Linked DNA regions of Homo sapiens: region 1 is linked to region 2. A link is a loop called in an ENCODE intact Hi-C map of the cell type or tissue named here. Cell type or tissue: lower leg skin. All regions are shown on one strand. Each heading gives the region's core, and the rest is flanking DNA. Links, peaks and the distances in the headings are about the cores only. Region 1 overlaps CEP78 (centrosomal protein 78). Region 2 overlaps LOC107987083 (a long non-coding RNA gene).

Region 1 (8,343 bases), core at 324-8,323, 110 kb after region 2:
GGACAGAGCCAGAAGTGAACTCAGATATCAGGATTATAGCCTACTGCTTGTATAATATCATACCATGCTAGGGAAATTAATTACCAAAAACATCAGATTCGCACATTACAGATTTATTTCCACTCTTTCCAAAATAAATTTATGACAGCTCACCATAGAAGGCATACACATATATTTATTGAGTCAAATAAAAATTAAGGCTATGAAAAAGAAATTCTATTCTTATTTGTGGATCCCTTATAATAGGAAGCCCTATTAACACACTTAACACACCTGAATTATGTAACAGCAAATTAAAAGTCAAGTAACCAATTAAAAGGGACAGGGCTCTTTCTGGTAAAGATTGAAATACAAAAGGAATTAGACATGATGGAGATTCTCCAATTCCTCCAGAGTGTTGAGGGAAGGAACTCTACCATACACTTACATTAGAAAAGGAAATTGGTGCCACTTTCTGGAGTAATCTTTAGTAAATACTACCAATTCAATGTCTGGGAATTTACCTTAAGGAAATCACCAAACATGTGGACAAAGATTTATCTACCAACATAATGTCACAGGACTGTTTACAACTAAAAGCCTCCAAATTGTGATTGGTAAAAAAAAAAAAAAAAATAGCACATCCCTATGATGAAATGCTCTATGGAGCCACTAAAAACAATGATATGGGTCTTAACCAGAGTTAATGAATGGTCGTTTTTCTTGGGAGATGGTCCATAAGCTAAGTAAGATTCTCTGATGTGGAAGAGCATTCAATGATGTGACAAAATATTTTGATATCTTTTTAAGATAAAAGGGCAAATTACAAAATATCCAGGTGTGTGTACCATGCAGAGGTGGTTTTTATTTCCCTCAATGTTTTTCACGATTTTCAAAAATTTTCTCAAAGGGCATATATTTTTATACTCAGAACACATTTGAAAAATCAGTAAATGCCCTAATAACTACAAATTCTTTAATGTTTCATTATCAGTTAAAGCCAACCAAGTTTTTATGGGAAAAAGGAAAAAGAAATTGCAAAATTCCTCTACTTATTATTTATATAATGGTTTTAATATTTAGAACTGTTATCAAAGAACTTCTAACCAAACATGGAAATAAGCAAAAAACTTATCACAATTGGAGAAAGAAGAATAAAATCCTCCATTCCTAACTAGTTCTAAAAATCACATCAAAGCACAATTACATGAAATTGTTTCTCCCTCTAGTGGAGGAAGTGAGAACATAATGTTACATATTTATGAAAGTTCCCTCCTCATTACTCCTTTAAAGAGTAATTCATGCTCCTTAAAGAAAATAAGGAAATATGAAATGAAACAATTAGAAAGTAAAATCACTTAACATTCCACTACTTAAAAACGACTAATGATAAAGTGTTGTAGTAATTTTCCTCCCTGACAGCTGCTCCCCTTTCTCCCTTCTACCCATGGAAAAGTTTATATTTTTTCTGGAACACAACCCCAGAAATATCAAATGTTATCCTGTACAACAACCCTTGAATATCAAGGGCTTGAAGTATGCAGGCCCATTATATGCAGATTTTTTTCAACCAAATGCAGATCAAAAATACAGTATTCTGGCTGAGCACGGTGGCTCATGCCTGTAATCCCAGCACTTTGGGAGGCCGAGGCAGGCAGATCACAAGGTCAGGAAATTGAGGCCAACATGGTGAAACCCCGTCTCTACTAAAAATATAAAAATTAGCTGGGTGTGGTGGTGCGCACCTGTAATCCCAGCTACTCGGGAGGCGGAGGCAGGAGAATCACTTGAACCCGGGAGGCAGAGGTTGCAGTGAGCTGAGATTGCGCCACTGCACTCCAGCCTGGCAACAGAGCGAGACTCCATCTCAAAACAAACAAACAAACAAAAACAAGTATTCTCCAACGCAAAAGTTCATAAGGAGGACTGACTTTTTATATACCCTGGTTCCACAGGTCAACTGTGGGGCCTGAGCATGCCTGCATGGATTTGGGTATATGCTGGAGGATGGGGTCATGGAATAACCCGAGTATGCTGAGGGAAGACTGTATATCCAATTTTATGTTAGACATTCTTCCATTTAACACTGAATCAGAGAACTCATAACTCTGACTTTTTTTTTTTTTTTTTTTGAGATGGAGTCTCGCTCTGTCGCCTAGGCTGGAGTACAGTGGCCTGATCTCGGCTCACTGCAAGCTCCACCTCCCAGGTTCACACCATTCTCCTGCTTCAGCCTCCTGAGTAGCTGGGACTACAGGTGTCCGCCACCACGCACAGCTAATTTTTTGTATTTTTAGTAGAGACAGGGTTTCACCATGTTAGCCAGGATGGTCTCGATCTCCTGAACTCATGATCCACCTGCCTTGGCCTCCCAAAGTGCTGGGATTACAGGCGTGAGCCACCGCACCTGGCCAACTTTGACTTTTTTAGTGGGCTAAATAAAATATTCTACTGAGCCAGCTTACTGGTTCATGTAATCATTCCTTTATGGCTAACAAGACTGTTTCCAACTTTCAACATTATAAGATAAAATAACCACTTTTAAGCATGAAGGTTTTGTTCTCCCATATTTAGAATAATTTTCTTGCAATAAATAAAAAAGGAATTTTAGGTCAAAGCAAATAAACATTTTTAAGGCTCTGCAATACTTACATCCAAATTGCTTTCCAAAAGATTTCTAAGATTTTATACTGCTACTGGCAATGAAACAGTCTATCACTTGGATATATCACCTCTACTCTGTTGACTTACCTTCCCACTTAAAGTGCAAGATATTCAAGAGAAGGAAGTATATTTTATTAAGTGTTTATCCCCAGCATTTATGTGTACCACAAAGCAGACAACCAATAAATAATTGCTGAATAAAGAAAATCCCTGCCAATATAAGATTTATGTGTGTGTTAAAGACAGAATGTGTGTTTTTCTCTAATAGATAAAAGGTTACTGTCTTCCTTAAATGTGCACTGTCTTCCTTAAATGTGCATTTCTTTGCTTACTAATTAGTACTTAAATTTCTCTTTTAGGTTATTTTTTGGAAATTCAGATTCTCTGAGGCAAAGTTCTGGCCCTACCCATCAGCTGTATAACCTTGGGCAAGTTCAGTAACTCTAGGTCTTAATTTCCTCATCTATAAAATGGAGATAAATTCATGTATCATAGGGCTCTTGAAAGGAGTAAATTAACACACATATAAAACTGAGAAGAGTGCCTGGTGTACAAAATATGATCAACGCAAAATGAATAAACATACGAACAGAATTAGTAGAGAAGAGCTTAAAATGAAAGTTAATCTCCTCCTCACTCACACATCCAGCTTCCCAGAGGCAACCATTTCTTTAAGCAGGTTTTTTAAATCACAAAATATGCTATACATACTGAAAAGTGCATAAAACACACTATCAGGGAATACTCATGTAACCATATACCCAAGTTTGCAAGTACAACTAGCTAGCATCTCTGAAATCCCCCATATCTTCTACTCATCACAAGCCCCTCTCCTTCTCCCAGAATTAAACACCGTCCTCATTTTCCTAATGATCATTTCCTTTATATGCATGCATCCCTAACAATCTAGTTTTGCCTACTTCTAACTTTATGCAAAGGGAATCATAGTGAATGCACACTTCTGCATCTTCTTTCTTTCAACATTGTTCTTACAATTCATCTGTTGTTGCCTGTAGCTCTTGTTCATTCAATTTTATTACTTTTATAGTTTTCTCAGTGTACAAATGCAATCTAATTTTTAATTCTTAATGGACATCGGGTTGTTTTCAGGTTGGACTATTACAAATAATGCACGTGGACCCTTTTGCACCTGTTTTTCTGGTGCATATACCCTCAGATGACTTGTTGGGTCCCAACGTATTTATATACTTTCCATTGATAGACAATGCTAAACGCTTTCCAAAGTAGGTGTGCTCACTTATACTTCCGGTGTAAGCAGGGTGGAAGATTCTTATTACACTCCAGATCTACAATACCTGCCACTATAAAATTTTATTTTTTGCCAATCTGATAGGAGTGTAGTTGCATCTCATACTGATTTCAGTTCATTTTTCTCTGATTACCTATATGGCTGAACACTTTTCCATACTTATGGGCTACTTGGATTTTTTTGTGTGTGAGGTTTAAGTCAACCATTCTTCTTTTTAATCCTTCTCTAGTTCTAAATAACGTATTAGGTAACTACATGACCGGATTTTAGACATTATTTACTAACTTCCTGCTTTACTAAGTAAGAGTTTGGTTCATTCTTACTTATTTACTTACTTATAGCCACTCCTCTCAATAAAGTTGTTATCACCATTAGTTTTTCCATTGGTCATGATCTCTTCAACTTCTAGTGATATACATTACTTAAAAATTTAAATTGTTTATCAACTCTAAATTCTCTCAATGCCCTGCTTTGTAAAATAGGGACATGTATACTTTTGTCCCTTCTTTCCACCTGTGTCCACCTTCCAAACTTAGCTTTTACACTGTTAAAGTTAATATTTATATTCTGTTCTATATGCAGAGCTGTTTGTTTTTTGAGAGACAGATAGATCAGTGTTTAAGAGAACAGGCAGAAAGCTTAAGCTCAAATCCCTGATCCAACTCTAAATTTAAGTACAGCTTGGGCTTACTTAAATTTAGCTTCTTTTCTGAAAAGTAGGACTAATAGTAACACCTACCACAGGTTATTCTGAGGATCAAATGAATTAATATAAGCAAAACACTTAGAACAGTGTCCAATACGTGCTAAATCTGATACAAGCTAGTTATTTTTGCTATCACATGCAAATTGATAATCAAAGCTACAGACCACGGCAGTATTTCCATTACTACGATTAAATTAATACTGCCTACTGCAGAGTTATATTGTAACTCTTGTGTATATACAGGTTACACCGCCTTCTATACAGTTTCAGTGCCACAGCCCTTGTATAGAGTGACCGCCTATCTTAAGTTGCCCTGGACTGTTCCAGTTTACAACCCTTGTCTTGATGTTAGTGTTAACAGCACCTGCTTACACTATTGAAAAGTGTTCTGGTTTGTACAACAAATTAGATAGGTGGTCACCGACTGCTGTGCCACTGAAAAGGGCGGACAAGCTCAAGTGGATTTTTTTCCCTTTTGTACATCAGTGGTAGCTCAAAAATCTGCCATAGTTTAATTTGTTTTATGTTCATGCCAACAGAACTTTCTCCTCTGGAGTTTGATTCCCTCCTTCCCTCTTTTCTCCTCTCTCTTTCCCCCTCCCTCATTCTAACAGTGCCTAATACATAGTAACATGCTTCAAGGATTTTTTAAGCTCTCAGTCACACAACCAATGGAAGCCTCTCAAATCCAGACCCGCTGCTCTCCACACTGAAACCACTGATCCCTGATATCCTATTATCTTCCTTCTTGGTTTATACCCTCATTTTGCGGGACTATGTTTTCAAATAACAAGAAAAAGTATAGCGCAGGAGGTCCAAAATGTCCTATTCAGCCCCCACTTAGATTGACAGTTTGGCTGGATGGGAATCTCCAGGTTGTCAATTATTTTAAAACTTTGGAGGTATCTTTCTAATTCCAGGATCCATGGTAGCTGATGAGAAGTATAATAAAGTCTGGTTTTTATGGTTTTTAAGTGACCGGTATTTTTCTCTTGGGATTTCTTTCTTTCCTCAGTATCTTGAAATTTTACAGTGAAGACTGTCTACTTACATGTGTCTATCTAAGGTAAACTTTCTTATAGTTTTTTTTTTTGTAATTTCCTTCCATCCATTTTTTTCTGTCCTCTGAGATTTCTTACAGTAACATGTTAGACCTCCTAGATGCAACCTCACTAGCATATGATTTCTGTTGTATTTTCCATTCCTGCCTTTCTGTTCTATCTACTGAGAAATTTCCTTAATTCCTACTGAATTTATTTCAACCATTATAATTTCCAAGAGACCACCCTTGCTTTCTGCTATTCCTTTTTAAACAACACCCTATTTCTTTTTTACAGGCACTGTATCTTTCTTTTGTACTTGTGCTTAACAAACCTAAGGATGTTAAGTAGAGTTTTTTTCTTAAAGTATTTTTGTTCTTTTAATCAGCTCTGGTCCTATCAGGACATATTTTTCATCTTTTATTTTCCCTGTCAAGTTGTGAGTTTTACTCAACTCTCAGGTGAACCATGGTTATTTTCTATTTAAGAATAAGGCTACTTGGGAGGCTGAGGCAGGAGAATGGCGTGAACCCGGAAGGCGGAGCTTGCAGTGAGCCGAGATCCCGCCACTGCATTCCAGCCTGGGCGACAGAGCGAGACTCCATCTCAAAAAAAAAAAAAAAAAAAAAAAAAATAAGGGAGCAGAGGATCACTGGGAGCTGATGACTAGCTTCTGTTATGCATGAAGAAGTGGGTAGCCAGTATGGCAGGATATTCTCAGCTACCCTTTTCTAGGGTGCAAAATCCACACTATCTACCCTAGTTCTCCCCAGTTACTTTACTGTTTTTCAAAGCCAAATGATCTCATTTCAGGAGAGTGAAGGTAAGGCTAGGAGTCAACTCTTCCATATACAAACTGTCAAGGAGCTCCCTCCATGTTAGTCACATTTCTAGCTCCCTTCCTTTTTCCTATATGCATATCTGTGTATGGAGCTGTTTCTGGAGTTAGATTAGATACCCTCTGAGCTGTAGGCTTCCCCTGTGTATATTCTAGGCGATGGTTTTCCTCTGTTCTACTGCATCGGTTTCATACTCATTTCCATCTGTCATCTCTATTTCAAAAATATGTTGAAATCTCTTCAATTATCTTGATTATTGTAGGCTTACGTATGTTAGAAATTTTGATAATATCGTTTTATGGAGTTCTTAAAATAGAAAAGAGCTAAGAGAATTCTCAGTGCATCTTGAATCAGAAATTCCCAAGTTGTATTTCCTAACCTTCTTGGTCTCCCCAATGGCTATAATCACTTTTAGAATAAAATTTCCTAATCCCCTGGTGAAGAAAATAAATACAACACATTTAAAACAATAATGAACATGAATCAGACATTCTAGGATTTTGTTTTTCCTCTGGAACTTAGTAATAAACCACTTAGGTGCTACAAACAAAAGGTGCTCATTTATAATAGGGACAATTCTACATTATCTATAGATTTTTCCCTCTAATATTCTATCATTTTTGTAATTATCTTAAAATTTCTCTATATAAATATCACTAATTTTAATTTAAAAAATGAAAATCAGGCTTCATTTTTTGAAAATCAAAAAGTGATTTCCATAGTCACATAAAAATAAGATAACTGCCCTTCCACCATGTGAGGACATGGTGAAAAGCCATCTATGAACCAGAAAGCAGGCCCTCGCCAGACACCAAATCTGCCTGAGCCTTGATCTTGGACTCTCCTGCCTCCAGAACTGTGAGACATACATTCCTGTTGTTTATAAGCTACATGTAAGTATATAAAAAAAGGATAATTACTTCTATATTTGTAAGTTTCATATAAAAGAAAATTGTATTAATTTTTAAAAATTAATTGTGGACTTCCTAGCACACACAAAAAGATAAGGCCTCCCAAAGAGCCCTGAATCAGCTGGTTACATTCATTCAGTGCTTAATTTCTTTGAGTTTATCTTATGATTATTAAGGCCTTCCCTAAATCTAATTAATATTCTATGATTCTAAGGAAAGGAAAATATATTACTGATGACATGTTTCAATTTTTATTTCTTAGAGTGCAGACGTCCTCCCTTTTACCTTGTTCTAAGATAAAGAACCATTCAAGGGATATGAGATAGAAGGAAGGCGAAAACAGAATTCCCATGCAAGCTGTCCAGTTCATAATCAAGCTTTCACCAAAAACTAACTAGAGTTTGAAATGATCTTCTCCATATCTTTAAAGTGATAGCTTTGTACCTGTAATGCTTCTTGTTCTATACTAGTTTTCTCAGGCACTTCATGAACACTCTCTGAAGAATCATCAACCTCTTCAACTTCAGAGGATGAAGGACTCTCTACTGTCACAGTCACAGGAAAACCTGGTTGCTTAAAAAAAGAGGACAAGATTGTATAATAATATAAACCGAATACCAAATACTAAAGGACATCTAATCAAAGTGATCTTTCTGAAGTGTTAAGTCATTCTCTATAAATGTCTATCACTACTCCTTAGTCTAACACAATCAATAACAAAGTAAAAAGACACTAACTTATTCTTGCTATGTCACTGAAATAATTCTCTCATATAAGGTTTATAATTAATACTGGAATCGCCCATATTTTTTTTTTCTTTTTTACATAAAATCTTTCCGAAAATAACCCATATTATTTTATTACACTTTTTTCACATAAACCAAGCAAGGAGGCAGGATAAACATTTTTTCTCAGATCAACTGCAGATGAGAAA
Region 2 (8,343 bases), core at 58-8,057:
AATCTCAATCTCAAAAACCCGCGGGGCCCCTCCATGCATAGATCATTTATAACTCCCCATCATGGTTCTTGAGATCTTCCACAATGTGGCCCCAGCTTAAGTGACCCCCTGAATCCTCCACTCCAGTCACATCTGACTCCACTCTTCGGCTTACTGGGTCAGGCACTGGCACGCCAGACATCACGATGTCCAATTTCCTGCTCCCGTTGCCTGCTAAATCCCATTTCCCTAGACTCTCCTATTCCCCTGTACTCAGAAATTATCACAACTGTCTCTTGAGCCTCTGTTCATTGCCTGTCTCATCCTCATTTGTGAAACAAAGGTGGTGCACTCAACTGGTACCCCAGCTCCAAAGGCTCTTTTGATTCCTACCTTAGCTATGGGTGAGACTTGATCTTCATCTCACTGTCACTCTGACAAGCTGCCCAATTCCCCTACCCTCTGTCTGTCCTGAGGGTTTTACAAGTACCCGGGACTCTCGGATGGAAGAGTTGGTGGGGAACAGTTGGGAAGAGACTCAGGTACAGAGGAGCTGTTGGTGATACCTCCTGCCATGGTTCTGACCCCAAGGAACAGGGAGAAAGTGGATACTAGGGAAGACAACCTCAGCCATGATCAGCCTGTAGGAAGGAGCACCACAGAAGGTAAATGGGAACACAGAGTCTCATTTTGTTGCCCAGGCTGGAGTGCAATGGTGCAAACTCGGCTCACTGCAACCTGCCTCCCAGGTTCAAGCGATTCTCCTGCCTCAGCCTCCCAAGTAGCTGGGATTACAGGGCATCACCGCACTAATTTTTGTAATTTTAGTAGAGTTGGGGTTTCACCATGTTGCCCATGCGGGTCTCAAACTCCTGGCCTCAAGCAATCTGCCTGCCCCGGCTTTCCAAAGTGCTGGGATTACAGGCATGAGCCACTGTGCCCTGGCACACGTTTTTAAGAAATAATCCTGACTAAAGCACAGAACAATTCTTATCTTTGTCTGTGAAGCTCCTTGCATCTTCCTGGAGTCCTGCAGTGACTGATGTTTCCATCATGTGTTCGCTCCACCAGCAGCCACAGTTGCCTGCCACTCACTACAGCACCCCCATCGCATACTCTGACCCAGCCCACGTAGAGTTGGCCGGAAGAGGGTACAGAATAGGAAAATAAGGCATCTGAAAGGGAAATGCATGCTTCCTAGTTTAGATCTGCATCAACTCCTTTGCCCAATACAGGAAATTATTTGGCTACCCAAACACAGTAACCCATTTCTCTTTGTTTGGGAACATGGTGATTATATACACAGGAGAGGGAGTAAATAAGATAAAGGACATAATGTGAGCTAGATTTTTCATTTGGTGAGCAGAATGAAAATCATTTGAACATATCCCTATGGAAAAAATAATCAATTTTTCATAGACTTGCTATAGGTTTCATAAAATATATTGCACACATATTTTTAAAGTAAGAAAGTGGCTTTTTAATGATACTTAAAATATACAACATGGCAAGATTTAAAATGTGTTGGAGGCTTGAAGTTTGGTACTGCCTGCTAAAATATAGATGATATGGATAAGCCTGTCTTCTTGGGATAAATGTGAGAACTAGTTTATCTTATTATAAAGCTAATAGGAAGGAACTTGGTATTCAGGCAGTTGAGTAATTGGTATAAATCCTCCCAAGATAGTACATCCCCTAAACTTCTACCATTTAGCGGTTGCCTATTGGTCTGTGTGCATTAAATAACTACTCTTAACCCAGAGGCTAGCAAAATATTGTTCACGTAGAAAAAGTCAACCAAAAGCGGAGTAAGCATGGTCGCCACCAATAGAAGTATGAACACCACTCGTTCAACAGATACTTCCCAAGCAGTGCTCTAGGGCGAGAATATAGACACACAATCAAGGTGGTCTGGGTTTTCAATCCCTCTTCCAGGCAGACTAGCTCAGCTTTTATGAGCAACTGGCTCGATTTTCTACAGCGATGGGCAAGCTTTTCACAGGAACACATCTCCATTGAAAGTGAAAGTAGTGAAAGTCCATGCCCCATAGCTTTGTCCAGCCTCTTACAAGCATTTAACGCAGATCTACAGGGCACAGGTAAGAACATAGAGGACAAACGCAACTGGAGAAACAGACATCTTCAAAGCCACTGCTGGTGGGTCGTCAGGGCCCTCCCTGTCCACAGAGCACAGGCTGCCCATTTGTCACAGTTATAAAAATATCAAGGTTTTTTCTCCACTCTCTGCCAAATAGGGATGTGCCTGGCATGTAAATAGCACTTCGTATATATGAATGAATGGGTGGATTAAAGAGAGAGACAATAAAGATTTTTAAAATGTACTTGCAGCAGATCCAATAGATGAAGAGCCAAGTTTACCAGAAAAATCACTCAGGTTTGCTATTCTTTGTTACACAATAAGTTAAATACTATTTCACTCTTTTGTGTCTAGCACCTTGCTTCAAGGAGCTATGATGACATTAAACATCACTGACTTCAGAGAATTTAGAGTCTAGCTGAGAAGACAAGTAACATGCCAAACTTATGATACCAAAGGTCAAAGAATGAGGAGTTTGCAGAAGGAAAGGTCACTTCGGACCAAGTTGGCTGAGAGGACTTCTGGGAGCCTTAAGAAGGACTTTAACAAGGGCATGGAAATATGGTAGGCTTTGAGTTACTAAAGGGTCACAGGCGGCATTTCACAGAGGTAGAAAAACAGAAACTAAGAGAAGCAGAAATAAGCATAGAGTTGGCCCGATAGCAATGACAGACCGCACCTGTCCTAATCCAGAGCTGTAGGAAATAGAGCTCTTATAGGGTGGGACCTTCAAGTGGAAGAAAGGATAACAAGCTGCCTGTGAAGTTGATTTGTTACATCGGGGAGGCATTCTAGGATCTTGAGTATGAGCGACAGGGAGTTCCTTCAGCATGATGAGAATTCACTGTAGGATTCCTTTCAAAAGCATGCTCCCCCTGACATTGAGTTAATGATTTCATTTGCACTCAGCTTTTCAATATCCCATCTCAGTCGTTCCCAATTTATGGACCACAGAGTTATGGCAGAGGTCTCTGAAGTCATATAAGCACTGCCTAGAGAGCAAGGAAGAACTCGCTCCCATACAGTGCCACTATTTTGTTCCAATAGACGTAGATACTGTGTGAGACATAAAATGCAAATGCATTCAAAAGCAACAGTAACCTGAGTTGCCTCAGGCACAAGCCTATGGCTACATATGAAGTCACTTCATCAATAACCCAAATGTCACTGGCTCCAATCTTCCCTGCTGCTCAAGCAGGACCTCAGCCTCCAGTAAAATGCCCTCTCCGGCATCTCTAGGAGTTCCCAGGGATTTTGCACTCATCCCTGCAAACAATCCCGTCCTCACCAGACAGCCACTGGGTGGCGCTGTGTCTGCACGACTTCATCACACACTCCCAGACCTGGGACCCCAGCTTGGCTAAAGTTACAGGATGGTTTACTTGGCGTAATAGGCAGAAACTCCTCATTCCTCTTCTGAGCTATTACTCCCAAGTAATATTTGTGCTACAATATATTACTGAGGATTTTTTTTTTTTTTAGAAAAATAGCTCCCCCAGTTTTTACTTACAACCCCTCAGCCATAAATGAAAACGGTTTTTCAACATGAATCCAGTGGAGATGGGTCAGGAAGAAAAATACCAGGGACAGATCAATCCCATGCTATGCTCCCAATCGCCCCTCCCATAATCTGCTGTTAAAATTTGCATCCTCTTTCACCTAGCAAATTAAACTAAGTGAGCAAGGAAACAAAGTGTAGGAGGATTTTCACTGCAGATTATTTGCAAGAGTGAAAAACAAGAAACAACAGAAACATCTCCTGGTACAGAAATGGTTAAAATAACTCCAGAATATAGGCAGCTGTTAAGAACAATGAGGTTGGCTTGTAAATATTGCTACAGAAGATCTCTAAGATGCATTGTTAAATGGAACAAGCAAATCAGAAGACATTAGGTTTCGTGTGGCCCAATTTTTTTTTTTTTTTTTTTTTTTTTGAGACGCAGCCTCACTCTGTCACCCAGGCTGGACTGCAGTGGTGAAATCTCAGCTCCCTGCAACCTCCGCCTCCCAGGTTCCAGTGATTCTCCTGCCTCAGCCTCCCAAGTAGCTGGGATTACAGGCACGCACCACCATGCCCAGATAATTTGTGTATTTTTAGTAGAGACGGGGTTACCCCATGTTGACCAGGCTGGTCTCGAACTCCCGACCTCAGGTGATCTGCCCGCCTCGGGCTCCCAAAGTGCTGGGATTACAGGCATGAGCCACTGCACCTGGCCTAGTGTGGCCCCATTTTTAAAAATCGGTGAGGTAGATATACATAGCTACGTGTTCATGTCCAGAACAAAACCTACCGAAGTATTGACAACCTTTCTCCTTTCTTCCCCATCCCTAAAGAGAAGTGTTTCCTTACCACTTGGATCCCTCAAGAAGTGATTTGGGAGATAATAATAACAAGTGTTAGAGTCCTGGACTGGCCAGATGGTTTTACACGTAACAACATGAAAGAGGAGCTAGTGGATGAAGGGTAGCGTCTAGCTAGGAGGTAGAGAAAAAGAGGTACCTAAGAGCGTTTACAAGGAGAGGAAATGGAGATCTTGGAGCAACTGCCACAAGACTCGGCCCAGGGAAGAGAAAGCTGGGTAAAGTAGGGTTTAAGTAAATTTTGCTGTGTCATGCACCGTGTGATCCTTTCAGAGTCCGCAAGTAAATCTATAACAAAGATCTAGAACACCCACAGAGGTCTTGTGATCAGATTTGTGTTTCTTTTGCATGTTTCTGTGCTGCCCATTAAGTGAGAGCAAGAAGCCTAGCTTAACATTGCAAATGGATAAAAAATGCAAGGAAGGCTGGGCGTGGTGGCTCATGCCTGTAATCTCAGCACTTTGGGAGGCTGAGGTGGGTTGATCATCTGAGGTCAAGAGTTCAATATCAGCCTGACCAACATCGTGAATGAAACCCCATTCCTACTAAAAATACAAAATTTGCGGGGCATGGTGGTGCATGCCGCTGATCCCAGCTACTTAGGAGGCTGAGGCAGGAGAATCGCTTGAATCCGGACGGCAAAGGTTGCAGTGAGCCGAGATTGCGCCACTGCACTCCAGCCTGGGCGACAGAGAAAGACTCAGTCTCAAAACAAAACAAAACAAAAAAATGCAAGGAGGGCGGCCTAAGATACTGCCCAAGTGATCACACCTCTGCAAAATTAGGTATAGTGGGCTTTGCTACAATGAACATATATTGCATTTGTAATTTTAATAGGCACAGATTTTACTTACACTCAGGACCAGGAGTAGGGTGGGTGAGATAAATTTAACAAGACCCTCACTCTCAGGGTCTTGCCCACTCAGAGGAGGCATATGACCACCCCTGTAAGGAAGTGCCTCCTCAAATTTTGCACCCTGGCCACCCTGCTTGCTCCATGGTAGTCCTGGCCCTGCCTCCCCTCTTCTTGTGACCTATCACAGTCCTGGATCTCATTTAACTTCAATCTGGGACACCATCCCCTACACACATTATACACAGTACTTTGTCATTTCAAAAACACTTTCATACGCATATTTCACTGGCTATTCACAATAATCTCTGAGGATGACAAGACTGGTATTATAATTTCCATTCTACAGATGAAAGACCAGAAATCCCAAGGTCACACTGCTGGCAAGTGGCATCAAACTCAGCCCAGTTCAGCTGACTCCAATGCCTCTATCTCCTAGAGTTTTCTGATGCCAGGGACAAAACATAAAAAATAAAACTTATATTCTCTTATGTGTCTGAATGGGTGAATCTCTGAAGTGAAACAAGCCCAAAACCCAAATATTCACCTCTCCCATCAAATAAGGACCTGCATCTTCCCTCCCCACCCTCCCCTTGGAAACTATAGGATACAGAAGCCCACAGGTGATAAAGTTCTAGCCCCAACGGCTGCCTCACTAGGTAGGCTAGGTAGGCGCAGCCCCTCTGAATTTTTAATTAACTGCAGCCTTTCTAGGGGGCTTACTAAGCAGGGCCTGGCGGCTGAATGGCACCAGGTGTGAACCACAGGAACTCTTTGGGAGTTGGGGTGGGGCATCTGCCCAGGAGACATTAGTCTAAGAGAATCTCCTAGAGTCAGACAATCCCAGCAGGAACTCATGCAGCTAATTGCGGTCAGCATCTCTAGCTTTTCCCCTGGAATGACAGCAAAGAAATACTGTAGCAGCTAGCCCAGAGTCAGCCAGGTGGCCTGCTGCCCAGCAGTTTGCTTAGGGAGTTATCAGACCCTGAAGTACCCTGTGTCCATCCCGCTATGTTTTAGGGTATTAGCAAGATCCCAACATTGCATTTCATAAAAGTGAATATCCCTCCCCCTGCCCTCTGCAGAGTTTATTTTGGTTGTAAAAGAATACATGCTTATTCTCATAGATTTGGAAACTATTGAAAATTATATAGAAAATACTTAACCAAAAATACTACACAGAAATAATTGCTGTTAATTTATCAGTGTGTTATCGTCTATGTTTTGCTTTTCACTAAATAGGATTCACACTACATATTTCGGTTTTTAGTTTAGATTCATGGGGTACATGTGCAGGTTTGTTATGTGGGTATATTGCATGAGACTGAGGTTTGGGCTTCTAATGATCTTGTTGCCCAGGCAGTGAGCATAATACCAGCTGGTACTTTTTTAGAAACTGAAATTGAAATATTAAATCAGCAAAACACTCAATTTCCAATTTTTTTTTCTTAAAATCTAAATCATGCTTGGCAGAATTCATCCTGTTCTTGTTTACCTGATTCCCTAAAAAGAGTACAGATCCCTTTCCCTCTAGCCTGGTTCTTAGGTACACTATTTTTTATTGTATTTTATTTATTTAGTTATTAGACAAGCCTCTGCCTCCCTCTTCTGTTGAAAAGGGGAATAACTTGCAGCCAACACAAATTCTAAATTTGAGAAAACATTAAAACGAAACTCTATCCTGGGATGTTTATATAAGCTGTGCAAAGTGGCCGTAAAGAGGGTCTGGTATTACAGTACTATCCATATAACACTCAAATTAATACTTCCCAGAAAAAGTAAACTTTAAATCAGATAAGATCAGATCAGGATAAATTGTACACCCACCTGAGTAGCTGAACAAAATCAATGAAGTGATTCTTTGGTCACTGGACTAAGAGATTCAAGATTGATTTTTCCCCCTTTTAGTAAAATATGAAACTCCCTTGTAACTTGAAGTATTATTGGAGTCCTGTATCTTATGAGGATTTATGTGGCAAAGGCATAGCAATTTATCTAAAAACTTTCTTTCAACAGCTATACAGATGGCTGAATTTGCATGATCTCATCAGGCAGTGATTTCTAAAAGCATTAACCTCAGAAATAGGGGGGAAGAAAAGGTTTCCTGCTAAGTACCAGGGTTCTCAATCACAAAATTAAGTATTCCTTTGCAAACTCAGTTATATCCTAATCAGTTATGACCTCTTGCAATATTCAGTGGTCTGCAGGGAATTTTGAGTTTCTAAGGGGCTTTCTGCTGTCCTGGAAGCACTCTGTAATAAGATTGCTTTATAGGAAGTTTTTCTTTTTGACAGAGCTGCTTATGCACCGTGGAGTATTGTTGTAAAGACTTAGCCTGGCTCATCTTATCCATGAGTGGTTGCTGCCTTCGGATCATCTGATGTGTATACTGTGCTTCTCCTCTTACTGAGGGTTGCCAATATTAAGCACTGACCTTGTATTAGGCCCTCTGCATATATGTGCATGCTAACAATTAAACATCATTATCCTCATTTCTGAGGTAAATAAACCGAGGATTAAATGTAACTTACCTGAGATGGTGATCGTTCACAAGGCAGTGCTGAGAAGCAGACCCAGACAGTGAGAAGGAGAAGAGAAAAAAAAAAAAAAAAAAAAGTCTGTGCTCTTTTTAAAAGAGGAGTAGAGGAGCTCTACTCCTCTTTTAAAGGCTCTCCCTCACCTGGCAGGAAGGCACACCTGAGACCACTCCTTCCGTGGTGATGAGAATCACCTGCGAAGCTTGCTCAGCACAGCTTCCCACCCCCACCCCTCTCCCTCGCCCCAGAGATTCTGAATCAGTGGGTCTACACTGGGCCCAGAAATTGTCTTGTTAACAAATGATCCAGGTGATACTTATCATCAGGCAACTGTGGGAATGGTCTTAGACCACGAGTCACCAGCGTAAAGGGCTAGAGAGTATTTTTCTGTTGTCAGAGAGTTGAGTTCAGTACTCAACCTGGTAGTAGTGCCACACGAGCAGCCAGAGATCATTTGCAAATGAATAGGCATGATTGTTATCCAATATTTTACTTATAAAAACAGGTGGCTCCCA

The links. A loop is a pair of places that touch in the nucleus more often than their neighbours do. Peaks named below come from ENCODE experiments on the same cell type or tissue, not always from the same donor. Only the 100,000 strongest peaks of a DNase experiment are listed, where the experiment ranks them.
Region 1: it touches region 2 in a loop (9-fold over the local background); 90 of 110 quality-filtered maps call a loop at or near these places.

The regions. Positions count from the first base shown.
Region 1 is chr9:78,254,475-78,262,817 of GRCh38, reverse strand. CEP78 (centrosomal protein 78) reads right to left here. Exons shown (of 17, transcript NM_001330691.3): 11 at 7,854-7,982. Among named protein-coding and RNA genes, the nearest start is that of CEP78, 23 kb to the right of the region's middle. In lower leg skin, for the core only: no CTCF peak of the experiment used is centred there; no DNase peak of the experiment used is centred there.
Region 2 is chr9:78,364,856-78,373,198 of GRCh38, reverse strand. The region is part of intron 1 of LOC107987083 (a long non-coding RNA gene); the gene reads right to left. Among named protein-coding and RNA genes, the nearest start is that of PSAT1, 72 kb to the right of the region's middle. In lower leg skin, for the core only: no CTCF peak of the experiment used is centred there; a DNase peak (open chromatin) is centred at 3,373.